Linked DNA regions of Homo sapiens: regions 2 and 3 are each linked to region 1. A link is a loop called in an ENCODE intact Hi-C map of the cell type or tissue named here. Cell type or tissue: natural killer cell. All regions are shown on one strand. Each heading gives the region's core, and the rest is flanking DNA. Links, peaks and the distances in the headings are about the cores only.

What was found. Hi-C counts contacts between places; a loop is a spot of excess contacts. Peaks named below come from ENCODE experiments on the same cell type or tissue, not always from the same donor. Only the 100,000 strongest peaks of a DNase experiment are listed, where the experiment ranks them.
Region 2: it touches region 1 in a loop (4-fold over the local background); 1 of 110 quality-filtered maps calls a loop at or near these places.
Region 3: a loop joins it to region 1, with 14 times the contacts of the local background. A loop is called at or near these places in 1 of 110 quality-filtered maps.

Annotation. Positions count from the first base shown.
Region 1 is chr6:169,802,617-169,809,337 of GRCh38, forward strand. It overlaps LINC00574 (long intergenic non-protein coding RNA 574), which reads left to right. Exons shown (of 3, transcript NR_026780.1): 3 at 1-257. Among named protein-coding and RNA genes, the nearest start is that of LINC00242, 7.2 kb to the left of the region's middle. In natural killer cell, for the core only: no CTCF peak of the experiment used is centred there; DNase peaks (open chromatin) are centred at 3,015, 4,335 and 4,865; H3K27ac peaks cover 849 bases.
Region 2 is chr6:170,461,823-170,468,543 of GRCh38, forward strand. It overlaps LOC124901235, which reads right to left and starts at 1,292. Exons shown (of 3, transcript XM_047419615.1): 1 at 1,220-1,292; 2 at 996-1,091; 3 at 1-412. The coding sequence starts at 1,292. LOC124901476 (a long non-coding RNA gene) reads right to left here. Exons shown (of 2, transcript XR_007059899.1): 1 at 4,422-6,721; 2 at 4,019-4,212. In natural killer cell, for the core only: no CTCF peak of the experiment used is centred there; DNase peaks (open chromatin) are centred at 2,769 and 3,049; H3K4me3 peaks cover 1,547 bases; H3K27ac peaks cover 3,736 bases.
Region 3 is chr6:170,440,267-170,446,486 of GRCh38, forward strand. LOC124901477 (a long non-coding RNA gene) reads right to left here. Exons shown (of 2, transcript XR_007059900.1): 2 at 1,465-6,104. LOC107986676 (a long non-coding RNA gene) reads left to right here. Exons shown (of 2, transcript XR_001744494.3): 2 at 1-754. Among named protein-coding and RNA genes, the nearest start is that of PSMB1, 110 kb to the right of the region's middle. RefSeq lists an enhancer at 1-306 and a silencer at 3,627-3,857. In natural killer cell, for the core only: no CTCF peak of the experiment used is centred there; a DNase peak (open chromatin) is centred at 3,965; H3K27ac peaks cover 3,732 bases.

The DNA of each region.
Region 1 (6,721 bases), core at 1,397-6,396:
CCAGCACTTTGGGAGGCCGAGGTGGGTGGATCACCTGAAGTCAGGAGTTTGAGACTAGCCTGACCAACATGGAGAAATCCCGTCTCTACTAAAAATACAAAAAATTAGCTGGGCGTGGTGGCACATGCCTGTAATCCCAGCTACTCGGAGGCAGGAGAATTGCTTGAACCCAGGAGGCGGAGGTTGCGGTGAGCCAAGATCACGCCATAGCAATTGCACTCCGGCCTGGGCAACAAGAGCAAAACTCTGTCAAAAAGAAAAAAAAAAAAAAAAAAAAGTAAAACCAATTAGCCAATGTAAAGGAGTTTAACTGAGCAAAGAGTGATTCACAAATCAGGCAGCCTCCCGACCCAGAGTGGACTCAGAGACTCCAGCACAGCCATGTGGTGGAAGAAAATTTAAGACCGAAAAAGGAAAGAGATGTACAGAAAATGGAAATGAGGTACGGAAACAGCCAGATTTGTTAAGCTTGGGGTTTGCAGTAGTTGAACATGGTTGAAGAGCTGGCCACCTTAGATTGGCCAAAACTCAGCGATTGGCACAAGAGTAGGCTACGGTCTGTTTACAATTCCATTTAGGTTACTGTTCGTGATGTACAGAGAAAGCTTTAGGTCGAAATTAAAATACACAAGGAGGCAGCTTTAGGCCACACTTGATTTGAAAGCTAGAGAGGTCTGGTGGAGGCTGCATTCTCCTCTCCAGGAAGTACATTTGTGGGCTGCTAAGCCACAAGATAAGGAAGAACACAAGACAGCTAGAGAAGGCCACGAGCTGGACCCAATACCCACATATTCAGGAGTAAACACTGGTGCTGTGAAAGGGTCAGTGCCTCCATAAACGTCTCCACAGACATAGAGCTCTGAGCGGACACGGACCACTACACACAACAGAGCTACACACAACAGAGCTTGACAAGCCACAGAGCTCCACAAACCGCAGAGCTCTCTACAGACACAGACATCTCCTCACCACAGAGCTTTCCAAACCAAAGAGCTCTCCACATACACAGAGCTCTCCACACCACAGATCTCTCCACAGACACTGAGCTCTCCTCAACACAGAGCTCTCTACTGACACAGACATATTTATAGACACAGATCTCCACACAAGACTCTCCACACCACGGAGCACTCTACACTACAGAGCTCACCAGACCACAGAATTCTCCACAGACACAGAGCTCTCCACGCTACAGAGCTCTCCAAAGACACAGAACTCTCCACACCAGAGAGCTCTCCACAGACAGAGTTCTCCACACAACGTAGCTCTTTACAGACACAGAGCTCTCCACACCACTTAACTCTCAACAGTCACAGAAATCTCCACACCACAGAACTCTCCTCAGTCACAGAGCTACCCACACCACATAGCTCTCTGCACTACAGAGCTTGCCACATTCACAGACCTCTCCACCAACACAGAGCTCTCCAGACACACAACTCTCCATACAACAGAGATCTCCACAGACACAGAGCTTGCCACACCACAGAACTCTCCACAGAAACAGAGATCCCCACAGCGCAGAGTTCACAGACACAGGGCTCTCCACACCACTGGGTTCTCCACAGACATAGAACTCTCCACAGATACAAAACTCCCCACAGACACAGGACTCTCCACAGACACAGAGCTCTTCATAGACGCAGAGCTCTCCCCACCACAGAGCTCTTCAGACCACACACCTCTCCATAGACACAGAACTTTCCACAGACTTAGAATTCTCCACAGACACAGAGATCCCCACACCACATAGTTATCCACACTACAGAGCTCTCCACAGACGCAGAGCTCTCCACAGACACAGGACTGTCCACACCACAGAGCTCTTCAAACCATGGAGCTCTTCACACTGCAGAGCTCTCCACACCACAGGGCTCTCCACAGACACTGAGATCTCCTCAATACAGAGCTCTCCACTAACACAGATCTATTTACAGACACAGATCTCCACACCACAGAGCTGTCCACACCACAGAACTCTTCACAGACACAGAGCTCTCCACATACATGGAGCTCTCCATAGACACAAACCTCACCACATACACAGAGCTCTTGACACCACAGAGCTCTCTGCAGACAAAGAGCTCAACACACCACAGAGCTCTCCACACCACATAGTTCTCCACATACAGAGAGCCCTCCACATACACAGAATTCTTCACATACAGAGCTCTTCACACCACAGAGCTCTCCAGATAGAGAGTTCTTCACACCACAGAGCTCTTCACACCATAGAGCTCTCTACAACACAGAACTCTTCACACCGTGGAACACTCCACAGACACAGAGATCACCACACCACAGAGCTCTCCACAGACACAGAGATCCCCACACCACATAGTTATCCACACTACAGAACTCTCCACACCGCAGAGCTCTTCACAGACATACAGCTCTCCACAGACACAGGGCTCTCCATACCACTGAGCTCTCCACAGAAAGAACTCTTCACAGACATAGAGTCTCCACATCACTGAGCTCTTCACAGACACAGAACTTTCCACAGACACGAGACTCTCCACAGACACAGAGGTCTCCACACCATAGACCTCTCCACACCACAGAGCTCTTCACACCACAGAGTTCCTCATACCACAGAGCTCTCCACAGACACAGAGCTCTCCACAGACACAGGGCTCTCCACACCACAGGGCTCTCCACAGACACTGAGATCTCCTCAACACAGAGGTCTTCACTGACACAGATCTATTTACAGACACAGATCTCCACACCACACAGTTCTCCACACCACAAAGCTCTCCAAAGACACACAGTTCTTCACACCACAGAGCTCTCCGCAGACACACAGCTCTCTCTACAGACACACGTCTCTCTACAGACACAAACCTCTTCACATACATGGAGCTCTTCACACCACAGAGCTCTTCACACCACAGAGTTCCCCACATTAAGAGAGCTCCCCACATCACATCACAGAGTTCTTCACACCACAGAGCTCTCCACGTAGGAAGTTCTTCATGCCTCAGAGCTCTTCACAGCACAGACCTCTCAACATACACCGAGCTCTCCAGACCACAGAACTCCCCACATCACGGAACTCCCCACATACCCAGAGCTGTCCACATCACAGCGCTCTGTACACCACTTAGCTCTCCACAGACACAGAGCTCGCTACAATACAGAGCTCTCCAGACCACAGAATTCTCCAAATACACAGAGCTTTCCACACCACAGAACTCTCCACACCACAGAGCTCTTCACACCACAGCGCTCTCCTCACCATAGGGCTCTCCACAGACACAGGGGTGTCCACTCCACAGATCTCTTCACACCACAGAGCTCTCCACATACACAGAGGTCTCCACACCACAGAGCTCTTTACTGACACAGAACTCTCCACACCACAGCAATCTCCACAGACACAGAGCTCTTCATACCACAGAGCTCTTCACATACACAGAGCTCTTCACATACGCAGAGCTCTCCACACCACAGAATTCTCCATAGACACAGAACTCGCTCTCCACACAACAGAGCTCTTCACACCACACAGCTCTCAGTGTACACAAAGTTCTTCACACCACAGAACTCTACTTGCCACAGAGTGCTCCATAGACACAGGGCTCTCCACACCACAGAGCTCTACACACTAAAGAATTCTCCACAGACAGAGCGCTCTACACTCCACAGAGCTCTCCAGAGACACAGAGCTCTCCACACCACAGAGACTTCCATATCACAGAGCTCTCCACAGACATAGAGCTCTCCACAGAGATGTCCGCACAGCAGAGCACTCCACATACACACAGCTGTTCACACCACAGAGATCTCCAGACCACAGAATTCTCCATAGACACAGAAGGCTCTGCACACACAGAACTCTCCACACCACAGAGCTCTTCACATATGCAGAGCTTTCCACAGATAGAGCTCTCCACAGAGATGTCCACACAACAGAGCTCTACAGAGCTGTTCATGCCACAGAGATCTCCAAACCACAGTTCTCCATAGACACAGAACTCTTGACATACGTGGAGCTCTCCACATTACAGAGCTCTTCACATATGCAGAACACTTCACACCACAGAGCTCTCCAAACCACAGAGCTCTCCCCAACAAAGCTCTCCACAACACAGAGCACTCCACAGACACAGAGCTCCCCACACCACAGAGCTCTCCACACCACAGAGCTCTCCACATACACAGAACTCACCACAGACACAGAGCTCTCCACACAACAGAGCTCTCCACAGTCACAGAGATCTCCACCACAGAGCTCTCCACATGCCCAGGGATCTCCACACCACAGAGCTCTCCACATCACAGAGCTCTCCACATACAGAGTCTAGCTCTCCACACCACAGAGCTCTTCACACCACAGAGTTCTTCACATACACAGAACTCTCCACAACACAAAGCCCTCAACAGACAGCGCTCTCCACACCACAGAGCTCTCCACATACACAGAGCTCTCCACATACACAGAGCTCACCACAGACACAGAGCTCACCACAGACACAGAGCTCTCCACATACACAGAGCTCACCACAGACACAGAGCTCACCACAGACACAGAGCTCTCCACATACACAGAGCTCACCACAGACACAGAGCTCACCACAGACACAGAGCTCTCCACATACACAGAGCTCACCACAGACACAGAGCTCACCACAGACACAGAGCTCTCCACATACACAGAGCTCACCACAGACACAGAGCTCACCACAGACACAGAGCTCTCCACATTCACAGAGCTCTCCACACCACAGAGCTCTCTACATACACAGAGCTCTCCACATCACAGAACTCTCCACATACAGAGAGCTCTCCACAAACACAGAGCTCGCCACACCACAGAGATCTCTAAACCACAGAGCTGTCCACATACAAAGAGCTCTTTACACCACAGAGATCTCCACACAGCAGAGGTCTCCACAAACACAGAGCTCTCCACACCACAGAGCTCTTGACACCACAGAGCTCAACACACCAAAGAGCTTTCCACAGACACAGAGCTCTCCACAGACACAGAGCTCTCCACAGACACAGAGCTTCCAGACCACAGAGCTCTCCACAACACGGTTTTTCACACCACAGAACTCTTTATACCACAGAGCTCTCCACAGACACAGAGCTCTCAAGGCCACAGAGCTGTCCACACCACAGAGCTCTCCACAGACACAGAGCTCTCCACATACACAACTTTCCACGCCACAGAGGTCTCCACATACAGAGCTCTCCACAGACACAGAGCTTTCCACACCACAGACACCCATGTACTTACCCCTAGGTCTGACTCCCCTTAGCATAGACCCCCAACACTTAAATTTTCTGCACTCACACTGGCAGCTGTGACTTCAGCGGCACTGATGCCCTCTACACTGACCCCCTCATCAATGACATTTGCAGCACTGACCTTCCCAGCACTGACCCCTCTAGCACTGACCCCCTGCACTGACCCTTTTTGCACTGACCACTGCCTGCAATGAGCACCCCTCCCCTGATACCACAGCACTGACACCCATACGACCGACCTCCCCAGCAGGTACATCTCCTGCACTGACCTCCACAGCACTGACACCCCCAGCACTGACTCCCCCAGCACTGACACCCTCGGCACTGACACCCCCGGCACTGGCACCCCCGGCACTGACACCCCCAACACTGACACCCCAGCACTGACACCCCCAGCACTGACCCCCCAGCACTGCTCCCTCAGCACTGATCCCCCCAGCACTGACACCCCAGCACTGACCCCCCAGCACTGCTCCCTCAGCACTCATCCCCCCAGCACTGACATCCCCAGCACTGACCCCCCAGCACAGCTCCCTCAGCACTGATCCCCCCAGCACCGACGTCCAAGCACTGACTTCCCCAGCACTGACCTCCCAGGTACTGACAACCCAGGTACTGAGCCCCCATCACTGACACTCCAGCACTGACCCCCCACCAGAATTGCTCCCTCAGCACTAATCCCCCCACCACTGATGCCCCCAGCACTGATGCCCCCAGGTATGGGTATGACACCCATACAACTAACACCCCAACACTGACACTGCCAGCACTAATGTCCCCAGCACTAACAGCCCTGCACTGACACTCCCAGCACGAACACCCCAACACTGAGACCCCCAGCACTCATACCTCCAGCACTGACAGCCCTGCACTGACACTCCCAGCACTGACACCCTCAACACTGAGACCCCCAGCACTCATACCTCCAGCACTGACACCCTCAACACTGAGAACCCCAGCACTCATACCTCCAGCACTGACACCCCCACCACTGAGACCCCCAGCACTCATACCTCCAGCACTAACAGCCGGGCACTGACACTCCCAGCACTGACACCCCCACCACTGAGACCGCCAGCACTCATACCTCCAGCACTGACAGCCCCAACACTGAGACCCCCAGCACTGAGACCCCCAACACTGACACCCCCAGCACTGACACCCCTAACACTGAGACCCCCAGCACTGACACCCCCAGCACTCATACCTCCAGCACTGACAGCCCCAACAGTGAGACCCCCAGCACTTATACCTCCAGCACTGACACCCCCAACACTGAGACCCCCAGCACTGACACCCCCAGCACTGACACCCCCAGCATTCATACTTCCAGCACTGACAGCCCCAACACTGAGACCCCCAGCACTGACACCCCCAACACTGAGACCCCCAGCACTCATACCTCCAGCACTGACACCCCCAACACTGAGACCCCCAACACTGAGACTCCCAGCACTCATAC
Region 2 (6,721 bases), core at 723-5,722, 660 kb after region 1:
TCCCGTCCTGGGGAGCAGACACACGTCGGGTGGCAGGGGCTGAGGGAGGGCTTGGAAAAGAGGCTGTAGAGGTGCCAGGCCCAGAGTGAGTAGCAAGGGCCATGGGAGCCAAGCGGTGCTTGGGGCTGGGGCCCAGGAACGGAGCTGGGGGTGCCCGGCCCAGCCTCCCACTCCTCGCTGTTCCCCAGGTGCAGAGCAGGGTGGAGGTGGACCTGAGTCTGGGAGCTGAAGGAAGTGGGAAGGGGCTGAGGCTCCTGGAGAGGAAGAAAGTGTCCTCTGAGAGATGCTGGCACACATCCTCCAGAAAGTCCCAGGCTGGCTAGGGCCGGCTGCTTGGTGACACAGGCTCCTGGGTCCTGGGACCAGCCCTGACCACTGCTGGCACAGCAAAGCTGGTCACCCGACGGCTGCCCTGTGGAGAGGACCAGGCAGACAAAATGGAAACCACCATCCAGCAGGTGGTCCGGCCACAGCCCCAGTCACCGAGACTCCTGAAGACGGTCAAGGCCAGGAGCCCAGGCCAGCCCCCACCTTCCACCTCCCTGCAGCTGGTTGTGGCCACAAGGTAAGTCCACCAATGAGCATCAACCGTGGTGTTTGTAGGACTTCGGGTGGCTTTTTAAAAGTAGGCTGTGTGTATCATACAAACCAGGAAGTCCTACAAAGAGAGGGGGTAACAAGCACAGACCAGCAGCACCAGGATGTGCAGACACCACAGAGCACCCTTTAGCTCTTCCTCCTCCCTCCGTCCCCCCCACACCTTACATGTTATTATCAAAGCATTTACATAATGCCCCTCAACCCAGCAGTCACTCTGAAATGAGATTCTCAGCAGTGAGAGGTCCTGGGAGTGGAAGCCCTGGAGTCAAAGCAGGAAGGGAAATGGAGCTTGGATCCCTAAGGGACCTGCATTCCTGCCTTGGGGCTGCTTGGGCTGGGATCTGGGCCTACCACATAGGAGCTGCTCAAGAGCTAGCCATTCAACTCCCGCCTACCTTCATAGTCTCTGAAATAGGGGGGGCCACGTGCCCATCGTGAGGAGCAGGTGCCAGCTCCTTTTATGGAGAGACTGGATGTCTGCTGGGCTGGAGCTGCTCATGTAGGTGTTGACAGAACACTGCCCAGACCAAGGCTCTGAGGAGGACAGAAGTGGGAGAAAACTGAGGCAGAAGCCAGCGAGGGGGAAGTGATGGGGAGGGGGCTGGTGCTGTGCCATAACCTTCACTGGCCCTGGTGGGCAGGCTCAGAGCTCGCCGGGCACCCCTCACAACCAGGGGGTCCACCTGGAGCATCGGGCAGGTTTGGAACGGTGACCTCCACATCGGGCGTGTTTGGAACGGTGACCTCCACATCGGGCGTGTTTGGAACGGAGGCCTCCAATCAGCGAACATTGCAAAGCACCTAGCCACGCACACACTCTGGTGTGGGGATGGTGAGATCATCTGGGTGCATAAAGTGGTGATGGCCACACAGACGTTAGCTGTAACGTTCACCAACAACTCATCTCCAAAGGAGCCAGGGAACAAGGCCTGCCTGGGGCAGTCAGGGGAGGTGCTCAGCAGGCAGGGGCGGGAGGGGCAGAAGCGGTGCCTGAGCTGGACCTGGAGGGACTGGTGAGAAGTGGAAGAGCGGAGGGAAGAAGCGGCTGCGGAGGCTGCGGAGGCTGGGCCTGGTCTGGGGAGGCTGGGCCTGGTCTGGGGAGGCTGTGGAGGCTGGGCCTGGTCTGGGGAGGCTTGTCGGGACCAGGGGAGGGTGACACCCAGTCGGTAAGGAGAGGCATTGGCTGCATGCTGGCCCCCGTGCTGAGGTTGTCTGGTTGAAGGGGAAGCCCAGCTCAGTGACCAGTGGCCTTGGCCAGAGCAATGTGGCTTCGAGGACAACCACAGGTGTCTTCCTGGATCAGCACCTGCCTGCCCCGGCCCAGCCTGGGAGAAGGACTCAGGTGTTCTTCTTGAAGAGGGTCTAGCTCTAGGGACAACTGGGAGGAGGGGGCTGGCACAGGTACCAATCACTCTGCCCCCTGCACCCAGATTTTTATAGAAATGGAAGCAAGTTACAAATCAGCATGGGGTGGGCTTTGCAGGAAATATAGTTATAGTGGAGGGGGCAGTCAGGGGTGCAAGGAGAGGAGGCTTCTGGGGACCTCAGCCAGGCTCATGAGACCCTCCATGGTAGACTGTGGGAAAACTTATCAGGGCAGGAGGAGAAAAGGGGCCCCTTTTCAATGGTATTTTTCAGCCTGCAAGAGGAAAGCAGCCTTTTTCCTATCGTTTTGCTTAGAGGCCCAAATTCTTTGTCACCCAGGCCAAAGCAGCCTGCCTGTCTTTCTGAACCCCTCACAGGGTAGCCCTGGGTGTCTTGTGAGCAGCACTGGGTTCACACAGTTCACCCGCACCCCAGATGCCTGAGCCTGATCCTATAGCTATGTGCAGTTCCCATGCCCTCTCCCCTCCGTGCGGCCGACTGGGGCAGCCAGCAGGTTCTCAAGCCTCCCACTTGAGGAAGGGGGCACCGTGCTGCTCTGCACCCGCCGTCTGACTCGCCTCAGCCCCAGATCCCTGAGAAGTGTGGTTCTGCCAAGAGGCAGCAGGCTGGATTGAAGGACCTTTTTGGATTCCTTCCCTCACAAATCCCCACCAGTGTACTCATGAGAGCCCATGAATGGTTAAAAAACAAAGCTGTAAGAGAGAGAGGTTCCCACATAAAACAAGAGTGTTAAAGTGTGAAACAGGAGGTTTGGCCCTCACCCCTCCTCTCTCTGGGAGAGTTAGGGGGTTTCCCCGCCCACGCCCTGAGAGACCATCAACACCGTGCAGGCCGGTCTGTGCTTCACAGGGCTGGCTCCTGCCTTCCTCCTTTGTGAACTCAGGGATTCATGGAGCTAAGCCATCAACACCTGGCTGAGAAGTAGGGCCTCTCCACCTTCCTCCCACTCTGCTCACAAATGGCCCTGAGGAGTGTCAGAGATCAAAGGGGCCAGCGCCCTGGCCTTCTGCTGCTCAGCCCCATAACTGCCCTCAGAGGACGGGAATTCACACCTGCTGGTGGTGGAGGGGGCCCAAGGTGTGGAGGACTGTGTTGGCTGCGGCATCATCTGCAAAGGTGAGTGAGCTTGAACTTTCACAAGGTGGCCCCAAGCCACCATAGGGGTAACAAGACAAAAGGTGTCTCCCTTCCTACATTACAGAAGGCGTTTGTGGAATTCACATCCCACTGGGTCCTTTTTTCACAGTTCCTTGGCTTGAGGCCTCTGATCCTGCTTTCCACAAGCTGACTGGGTGTCACCAAGGCCCCAGAAGGGCCCGGAGCTCCCCCTTCTCTCACCCACTCCCCGATTATGTGCTCCCAGCACAGCTCTGCAGCCAGAGGGTGAGGCTGCAAGCGAGATTCCGAGGCTGACTGATAGGCCTTCACCAGGCGGAGCCATCTTGAAGGAGAAAGAGGGAGACGGGGACGCTGTTGTGAATGGGTGGATACGTCAAGATGTGAGAAACTGAAGCTAGTAGCTGGAGTGGATCCACAGGGATTTCTATAGGCAGCCGAGTTTCCTGAACTTTTCCCGTGAAACTGACTTTGCTTTAACGAGAGCAACTGCACTGGCCATTCCCACAGGTATCTCTAGCCCCTCGTCTACGTGAAATGAGTGCATTCACTCAGATAAATCTCTAAAATGGTGGCTGGAGGCTGTTATTAGGAGGCTAGTAAAGATTTTATGCTTGATATAATATTGCCTGTGACTTAGCCACTGTTGTAGAACAATATTTTGCCTGAAACTCTTCAAATGATGTTTTGGTAGCTGTTTCTGCTCATTTTGGTTAATGTTTTTGCAGCAATAAGTCTGAGCAGCTGGATCTTTTGTTCCTCACACAGCATATTCCAGGTGGGCTGCCTGAATCCTGCATCCTAAACCCTATAAAATACCATTTCAGGAACAACTGGGTTTTTGTCTACAAGAAATTATCCCTATAATAGCTTGTATATGCCGTGAAGTAATGAGATGGTTGTTAATAGAAAAATATTTCCTAGAATAGACCATTTTTATTCAAACATCTGCCAACATGAAAACTATGTACACAGCATTGCAATGGAGTCATCGCTTTCCTAACAGTTTTCCTACAGCCTGATACCCACACCATGTACAACCTGACTGATACACCATTTACAGCCTGACTGACTGACGCCCACACCATTTACAGCCTGACTGACTGACACCTACACCATTTACAGCCTGACTGACTGACACCCACACCGTTTACAGCCTGACTGACTGACACCCACACCATTTACAGGCTGACTGACTGACACCCACACCATTTACAGCCTGACTGACTGACACCCACACCATTTACAGCCTGACTGACACACACACCGTTTACAGACTGACTGACTGACACACACACCATTTATAGACTGACTGACACCCACACCATTTACAGCCTGACTGACTGACACCCACACCATTTACAGCCTGACTGACTGACACCCACACCATTTACAGCCTGACTGACTGACACCCACACCATTTACAGCCTGACTGACACCCACACCATTTACAGCCTGACTGACTGACACCCACACCGTTTACAGCCTGACTGACTGACACCCACACCATTTACAGCCTGACTGACTGACACCCACACCGTTTACAGCCTGACTGACTGACACCCACACCATTTACAGGCTGACTGACACCCACACCATTTACAGCCTGACTGACACCCACACCCTTTACAGCCTGACTGACTGACACCCACACCATTTACAGCCTGACTGACTGACACCCACACCATTTATAGCCTGACTGACACCCACACCATTTACAGCCTGACTGACACCCACACCGTTTACAGCCTGACTGACACCCACACCATTTACAGCCTGACTGACTGACACCCACACCGTTTACAGCCTGACTGACTGACACCCACACCATTTATAGCCTGACTGACACCCACACCATTTACAGCCTGACTGACACCCACACCATTTACAGCCTGACTGACTGACACCCACACCATTTACAGCCTGACTGACTGACACCCACACCATTTATAGCCTGACTGACACCCACACCATTTACAGCCTGACTGACTGACACCCACACCATTTACAGCCTGACTGACTGACACCCACACCATTTACAGCCTGACTGACACCCACACCATTTATAGCCTGACTGACACCCACACCATTTACAGCCTGACTGACTGACACCCACACCATTTACAGCCTGACTGACACCCACACCATTTACAGCCTGACTGACACCCACACCGTTTACAGCCTGACTGACTGACACCCACACCATTTATAGCCTGACTGACACCCACACCATTTACAGCCTGACTGACTGACACCCACACCGTTTACAGCCTGACTGACTGACACCCACACCATTTACAGCCTGACTGACTGACACCCACACCGTTTACAGCCTGACTGACTGACACCCACACCATTTACAGGCTGACTGACACCCACACCATTTACAGCCTGACTGACACCCACACCCTTTACAGCCTGACTGACTGACACCCACACCATTTACAGCCTGACTGACTGACACCCACACCCTTTACAGCCTGACTGACTGACACCCACACCATTTACAGGCTGACTGACACCCACACCATTTACAGCCTGACTGACTGACACCCACACCATTTACAGCCTGACTGACACCCACACCATTTACAGCCTGACTGACTGACACCCACACCCTTTACAGCCTGACTGACTGACACCCCCACCATTTACAGCCTGACTGACTGACACCCACACCCTTTACAGCCTGACTGACTGACACCCACACCATTTACAGCCTGACTGACACCCACACCATTTACAGCCTGACTGACTGACACCCACACCATTTACAGCCTGACTGACACCCACACCATTTACAGCCTGACTGACTGACACACACACCATTTACAGCCTGACTGACTGACACCCACACCATTTACAGCCTGACTGACTGACACCCACACCATTTACCCCTTCGTGTTGGCACATCGAAGAGCAGCATCTTAGTGGTCTGAGTCACAGTGACAAAACTTTCAGGTAGGTCCACCCTTTAGCTGTAGATGGAGCAGGTGCCCCCTGCAGAAGAATCTGCCTACATCCCACGCCAGAACTGGGCCTCGCTCCACAGACAGGGAGGAGGAGAAAGTGCAGCCAGTTTCCAAAACAGGCATAATTTAGATGTGCCCAGGCTCTGATCCAGATGCACCCTGTGCTGAGACTGCAGAAGCTGCTGTCATCGACCCCTCAGCACCCTACTGTGAGCTTTGCTCCGTAACCACTCCTGTGACAAGCAAACGAATTAAATAGCGTGAAGGATGGCCACCCTGGACTCTGTCCACAGAGGTGCCAGCTGAGAGTGTGCTCTGACCGTGGCACACCGGTCCCTCCGGGCACTAAAATGAGACCCTGTTCATTTCGTGTCTCCCACCAAGCAGCTGTCAGGCGACAGTGGCTTTTGGTCCCCGTGTCCTGTGAGACAGTTTCAAACAGGTGGTCTATACAGGTTTTAAAAATTCCCTATCCCATTACTGGTTCCCAAAGCTATCCAATTCCCCCTCCTTCTTCTGGGGAGAATGTTGTTATGAACAGAAACCCTGAATCGGAGGTTGCTTCTTCTTTCCTTTCTCCCACATTATTCCTCAGCCTCCTCAGAAGACCCACGACCAAACACAGGAGGAGTCTTCCCTTTGGGGCC
Region 3 (6,220 bases), core at 1,221-6,220, 640 kb after region 1:
TGCTGAGCAGAAGTGGGGTGACACAGAATGCCCACACCCCACAAACTCCCTGGGAAGTCAGTGTCTCTGAAAGATTCCATCTGGGACAAACAGAAGCCATCACTTGGTTAGAGTCCGCCCATCACGGCTCTGCCTGGAATGGAGACGGCCTGGACCCAGGTGTCATCACTCTCTCTGCTCATGGCCCCCAGAATTTTGCAAAATCTGTTTTAAAAGTTTCCTTGTAAAAGTGACCCGTCCTCCGTCAGGAGCCTGGGTCTCACTGGCCATTTTAGGAGTGCAGCCTTCCCGAGCTCAGCAGAATCCCTCCGTCACAGTGAGCACGGGTGGCACTGTCCTTCCCCTTCCTGGGTCCTCCCAGGCTGGCGACCCCTCGTGGCCTTGATTCTACCCTTTCAAAAGTCCAGCTCCCACCGGCCCCTGCAAGGCGCGCTGCGGGGTCACCACAGGTCTGTCCAGGGCACGGTCAGGCCCATGAGACCCCTTGTTCTATAGGACGCTACTCTCCTTAAAAACAGGGACTTTGTCCCTCACTGAATTGTAGTTTTCTGTATCATTCGTCATTGCAGCTTTGAAGCATCAAGAGTGTTTCCTAAATATGATTAAAATCTGGCCTTCAGACAGCTTTTGAATTAACTGACAAATGTATGTTGGGCACGAAACGGATTTAGGGACGTCTGCCCTGGGCTTTTACCAAACTCCAGCTCTTACACTTTATTATCTCACCTGAAATAAAATTGAAATTTCTTCATAATGTCTGATATATATTTTAATTTCTGGCAGAGATACATTAAAAGACCTGTTTCAAGGTTACTTGGCTAAAGAATGGAAAATGTCAGTTTTCAGCTGTACCATTTCCCATCTAGTCCAACAGTATTTAAGCTTCTCCAAACAAAAATAGAAGGAAAGCTTCCACATTTTTTTGTCAGGCCAGCATGACATTGCCACCAAAGAGACCAGCTTAAAAAAAAAAAAAAAAAAAAAACAACTACCAACCAACCTAATGTGTCAATAACAATATAAAGAGGCCCAATAAAATATGAGCAAATGAAACGCAGCGGCATGTTGAGAATTACACACCACGACTAAGGGTGGGTTGTTCTGCCCAGTGCAAGTAGCAATGACTCAGTATTGGGTCTATTAATATAAATCACCATTTAATAGAGCAAAAGAGAAAAACAGTATGACCAGCCCTAGAAATGCTGGCAAACAGTGGATGGAAGTCAACATCCTCCTCTGTGTTTTGAAGTAGAGACTGAAATGTTCATGATAAAATGGGAAGGAATGAATAGTTCTTTTACAGGATAAATGACCTCTGCCTCATCCTGACCATTCCCTACAGCCATGAGGAGGCCAAGACACTCAGAGTTTCCAGGCTGCATTCTCTCACTGCTTTGCAGGCACATCTCATGCAATTAAGGCACAGAAACTGGGAGTGCAAAAATGAGAAAGGAGCAGAGAAAGTGATGATTACTTATAGATTATTTTATTGTGCATCTGGATAACCCTGAAGGAGCAATTGCAAACAAATATGCAAAAATATAATTCAACAAGGTTAGCAAGAAATGTGAAAACGGCCCTGCCTCGGAGGGATGTGCACAGACGGGGCAGAAGCCAAGCAGGTATACAGACTTTCAATTTTTGCAAAGTTAGTCTCTGCACATATGATACAATCCCAGTTAAAAGGCTAACTTTTTAAAAACCAGACAGGCTAAATCTAAATTTGTGTAAGGAAATATTTAAGAATACATAAGACAAACCTAAAAGAAAAAACAAATAATAGAGAAACTATTACTATCAGATCTCAAAACATATTATAAAATTCCATTTAAAGCTATGTCCATTTAAAAATATGTTACTGGCAAATAAATAATTAGAAAGCATAGAAATAGACCTCAAAATACTGCAAATTATAAGACAAAGACATTCAAATCATGAGGGGAAACAGGATATTCATATAATGATGTTGACTAGGTAGTCTCCTGGAAAAACTATGAAGTTGGTTCTATACTTCACCAAAATTAATTCCAAATAGAGCAAAGGTGTAACTCCCAGAAAGAAAAAAAAAAAAGGAAGAAAAGAAGCAAAGAGGAGACCATGGGAGAATTTTTTATGACATTGGAGTAGGGAAGATCTAAACACAAGACAAAATCCAGAAGCCATAATAATGCTAAGAAATATGATGACACAAAAATAAAACCTTCTGCCTAGAATGAAACACCACCACGAGTCAATTGAAAGATAATAACAAGCTGAAAAAGAAATTTGCAATTAATACCAGAAACAGTCATTTCCAAATATTTAAATCAATAAGAAAGAGACCAGTAAGTCAATAAGTAAAAAGAAGCAAAGGATTTCAACTGAGTTCACAGAAAACAAAATATAAGGCACTCTTAACCGCATGAAGAAAATGCTCAACCTGCTCACAAAGCCCTGCTCAGGGCCAGGGTGTGGGCAGTCAGTTCTTGTGTGTTGTGAAGGCTACATAAAGCCCATCTCTTCGAAGAACAGAAAACTGGCCACATCCATCGCATGGCAAATGCATGTGAAACCTGGTCGAGCAATTCTATTAACAATTCTATTCCTATGAATTTATTCTATGGATACAATCATGCAGACGTGAAACAACGCATGTGTGGTTACTCGCAAAGGCAGGGCCCTATAAGCTTGGAAGTGGCCGTCAATGGTAGAGCAAGTCTAGAATTTGGAAAAGGCTCACACAGCACATGGCCATTAGCTGGTTTGTGATTCCTCCTTCATCATTCATCCGTCAAGGGCGTTTCTCATTAGGCCCTGGGGGTGTACTCAGCCCTGCCAAGCAGAGCAGGCACAGATTCTCCCTCAAGAGTTCAGAGCTTCTCACCCTGGCTCTTCCCTTAAGAATCTGGCTCCCAGGGCCACCTCCCAGGGACCCCATTGTCAGAGTGGAGGAACGGGCTTGGGCAGGTGTGACCTCCAGAATCCTCAGAGGCTTTTCCCGCTCTGGGAGTGGCTTCAGACCTGAATCATGGCAACCCAGCCCCCTCCTGATTACAGACCATCCTGGAGTGTTACCGTGGAGATGGGAGAGCCCAGACAACGGAGATGTTCTGAGGGAATTTCCATTCCTGTCTTCAGGACATTCTGCCAGGATGCGGACCTGCTAGAAGTATGGGACACCAGTTGTCTCTTTGCTAGAAGGCCCCCGTCCCAGGTGTGCCTCCCTGCCTCACTGTCACCTCAGCACAGTCCAGCGGGGCCAGGAGAAAACCACCAAGATAGCGCAGTCCCTGGGAAGGGGTAGCTGCCAGGCCCTACACTGTGGGAAGAGGGCTCTTGGGCTCCCCCTGGGCCCTGTGGCCTGGCAGGAGCCACCAAATGACAAAACTGGGCAGGCAACCTGTTCTGTTGTCTGGAGGGCCTCAGAGCCCACACGGCTTTCTCTGTGTACAACGTGTGCTTGGGGAACACGGGCAGCTGCCCTGACAGGAGTTTCCACACACAGAGTCCCTCCAGACTTCTGTGCCTCCACCTCAGAAACGAGCCACTCTTCCAAGCCATCAGAGTGCTTTTTGGTCCTGAATCGGGCCTTGCATTTGTACGTACCTTGGATCCGAGAGGCTGTCAGCCTAGAGAGAAGAGCACGCTGATGAGCTGCAGGGCTGGGATGGAGAACGGACAACAGAAGTCATCACCTGACTTGCACAACCACCTATGCTTTCTTCTTCATGTAGAATTCCCTTCCAGAGCCAGATAGAGTGAGAAGCAAGAAGAGAGCCATGTTGAACAAAATGCTGGGTCATAAGGCTGTGCCTGGCGCCTCTGGGGTGCCCTGTGAATGCTGACGGGCCCGCAGCTCTGCCTGGCCAAGGAGCAGCTCAGAAACGCCCCGAGTATGAGCTGATTTGACACCTGGCAGCTAGGCCTGGGCTCAGAGCAGAAGGCTTGTAGGACTTCTCAGTCAGTCGGCACCTGTCACCGCTGCGAAACACACCCTCAGTCAGTCTCACCCATCACCGCTGTGAAACACACCCTCAGTCAGTCTCACCCATCACCCCTGTGAAACACCCTCAGTCAGTTGGCACCCGTCACCGCTGTGAAACATCCTCAGTCAGCACCCATCACCGCTGTGAAACACACCCTCGGTCAGCGAGGACGCACAGTGGAGGAGCAGCCCTGCCACCCTCTTGACATAGCTCAGCCTCTCCACTGGGCAGGTGCAGAGGCACCTGCCAAGGCTTCTGCCACTGCCTGGCAGAACGGCCCTCTTCAGACTTGCTTCTTAGGAGTAGGGGCTACAGCGCTGAGTCCCACAGGTGGGTCTGGTCTGGAGGACACCCGGCACCCGGAATCTCATAGAACAGCCCTGACAAAACATTAATATCCCTGCTAATGATGCCTGGCTGTCAAAGCTGGGGCAGAAGCCTCAGTCCAGGTGGCGGAAAACACTTGGAAGGGCTTTGAGAACTTGCTTACAGAAAAGGCACCAGCTCAACAGGTAAAGTTGTTTCCTGTCATCAAAGCCAAAGGGAAAATGCAAAGTTTCAAGTCTACCTTCCCTGGCAGCTTCTTCAGACGAGGTCTCCCTGGCTCCCTGGTTTTTCTCCTGGCATGGCCCTGCCTCACGACGCCTACCATTGTTGCCATCCGTGCCAGGTTTGCCCACAGTCCGCCCTCGACTCTGTCCCCTCAGGCCTGGCTGCCGTGTGCCTTCCTGGGGGCAGCTCAGGGCTGAGTCAGACACCTCACACCACATCCTCCTTGACCCCGACGGCCTCACGCCCTCCCTGCCACAGAGAGGCTGCAGCCCACTTGGGCTGTTCCTGATGGAAAGCCCTTTGAGCCGGGCCCAGACCTGCAGCTGTGGGATCCTGAGACAGCAGCCCCTCTGGACGGCATTCAGGGTCCCAGGCAGCGCCTGTGCTGTACCGTTCATTCAGCTCCAGAGGTTCCTGCTGCTTGGCGCTCTGCTGCGAAGCCACTGCAGCCCGGCGGTGGGAGGGTGAGCCCCTCGCTCTGCCCACCTGCTGCACTGCGCTCTGCGGGACCCTTGGTGCTTCTGAAAACAAGGGTGGGTTTTGTGGGCTGAGGTGAAGCCTCTGCTGGGCCCAGAAGTCCCTTCTGAGAAGGAGAATTGGGGCCAGCTGCTGAGGCCTCGAGGAACACAGACCAGGATAGACACTTGTGTATCAGGACTTTGCTTCTAAGAAAGGAAACCTGTGAGTGTTTTTTGTTTTTTGTTTTTTTTTTAATGGAAGTCAGAGCCTGGAGTGAAGACAGCCTCTGTCCCACCCTCCGTCCTACGCGGGCGCGGTGCTGAACTGCAAAGGCAAAGCTCCCGGTGGAAATGGCCTGCCCGCTATTCTGCGCCCTCTCTGACAGGCCCTGAACAGAAGTGTGGAAATGCCTTCCGGGAGGGTGCTAGCGAAGTCACTGTCACGCCTGCAAGTTGGACTCAACTGTAACACTTTTTCTGTTTGGTTTCATGCAAACAATTCAGCCAAGCCAGCACACAGCTGCCCCAGGAGCAGATGGATTTGTAATTGCCGGAATAACGGCGTTGCGTCAGCTACCCCACACATCCTCAGCCAGACCCAAGGGTGATCTGCGGAGTCCAGGCTGAGCCGCTGCACTCTGAAGCCTGTTAAGCTATCGTTTGGGACGCATTTTCAAAGTTCCTGAAGTAGAATATGAGCATTCCTTCCTTACTGGTATTTTGACGTATGTCTCGGTGGAAGATTTTTACTCCTTGAATTAATTCCTGGAGAAAACACACTACAATTCAGAAACAAACGCAGGCTTTATGTCCCTTGTTCATATTTAAAAATTTAAAAGGCAGAGAAACATCCTTACTGGATTTCCCAGTAGCTTACTTAATGACGTGACGGATGCCTCAGCCCAACAGAGCATGGCTTAGTCCTGCCGACTGGAGCTGAGGGCTGTGTCTCCTCCAGCTCGGAGTGCACGGCATGACTTAAATTTGGGTGTGTGACCAAGGGTGTCTCACTCTGCTCCAGCCTGGAGAGGACTCGCCTATTAGAGTTACCTGCTGCCAGTCAACATTCTTCCCACAACACAATCCACATCAGTAGGATAGAACCAGTGGGTCGTGTAGGCTACATTCACTGGGGAGAGACATGAAAGTTATCTATTACAGAAGTTATCCACTATGGGAGTTATCTACTATAGAATGGCTTCAACGTGAAGTGAGTTTAAGGGCCCTGGAACTAGGGATGTGGGT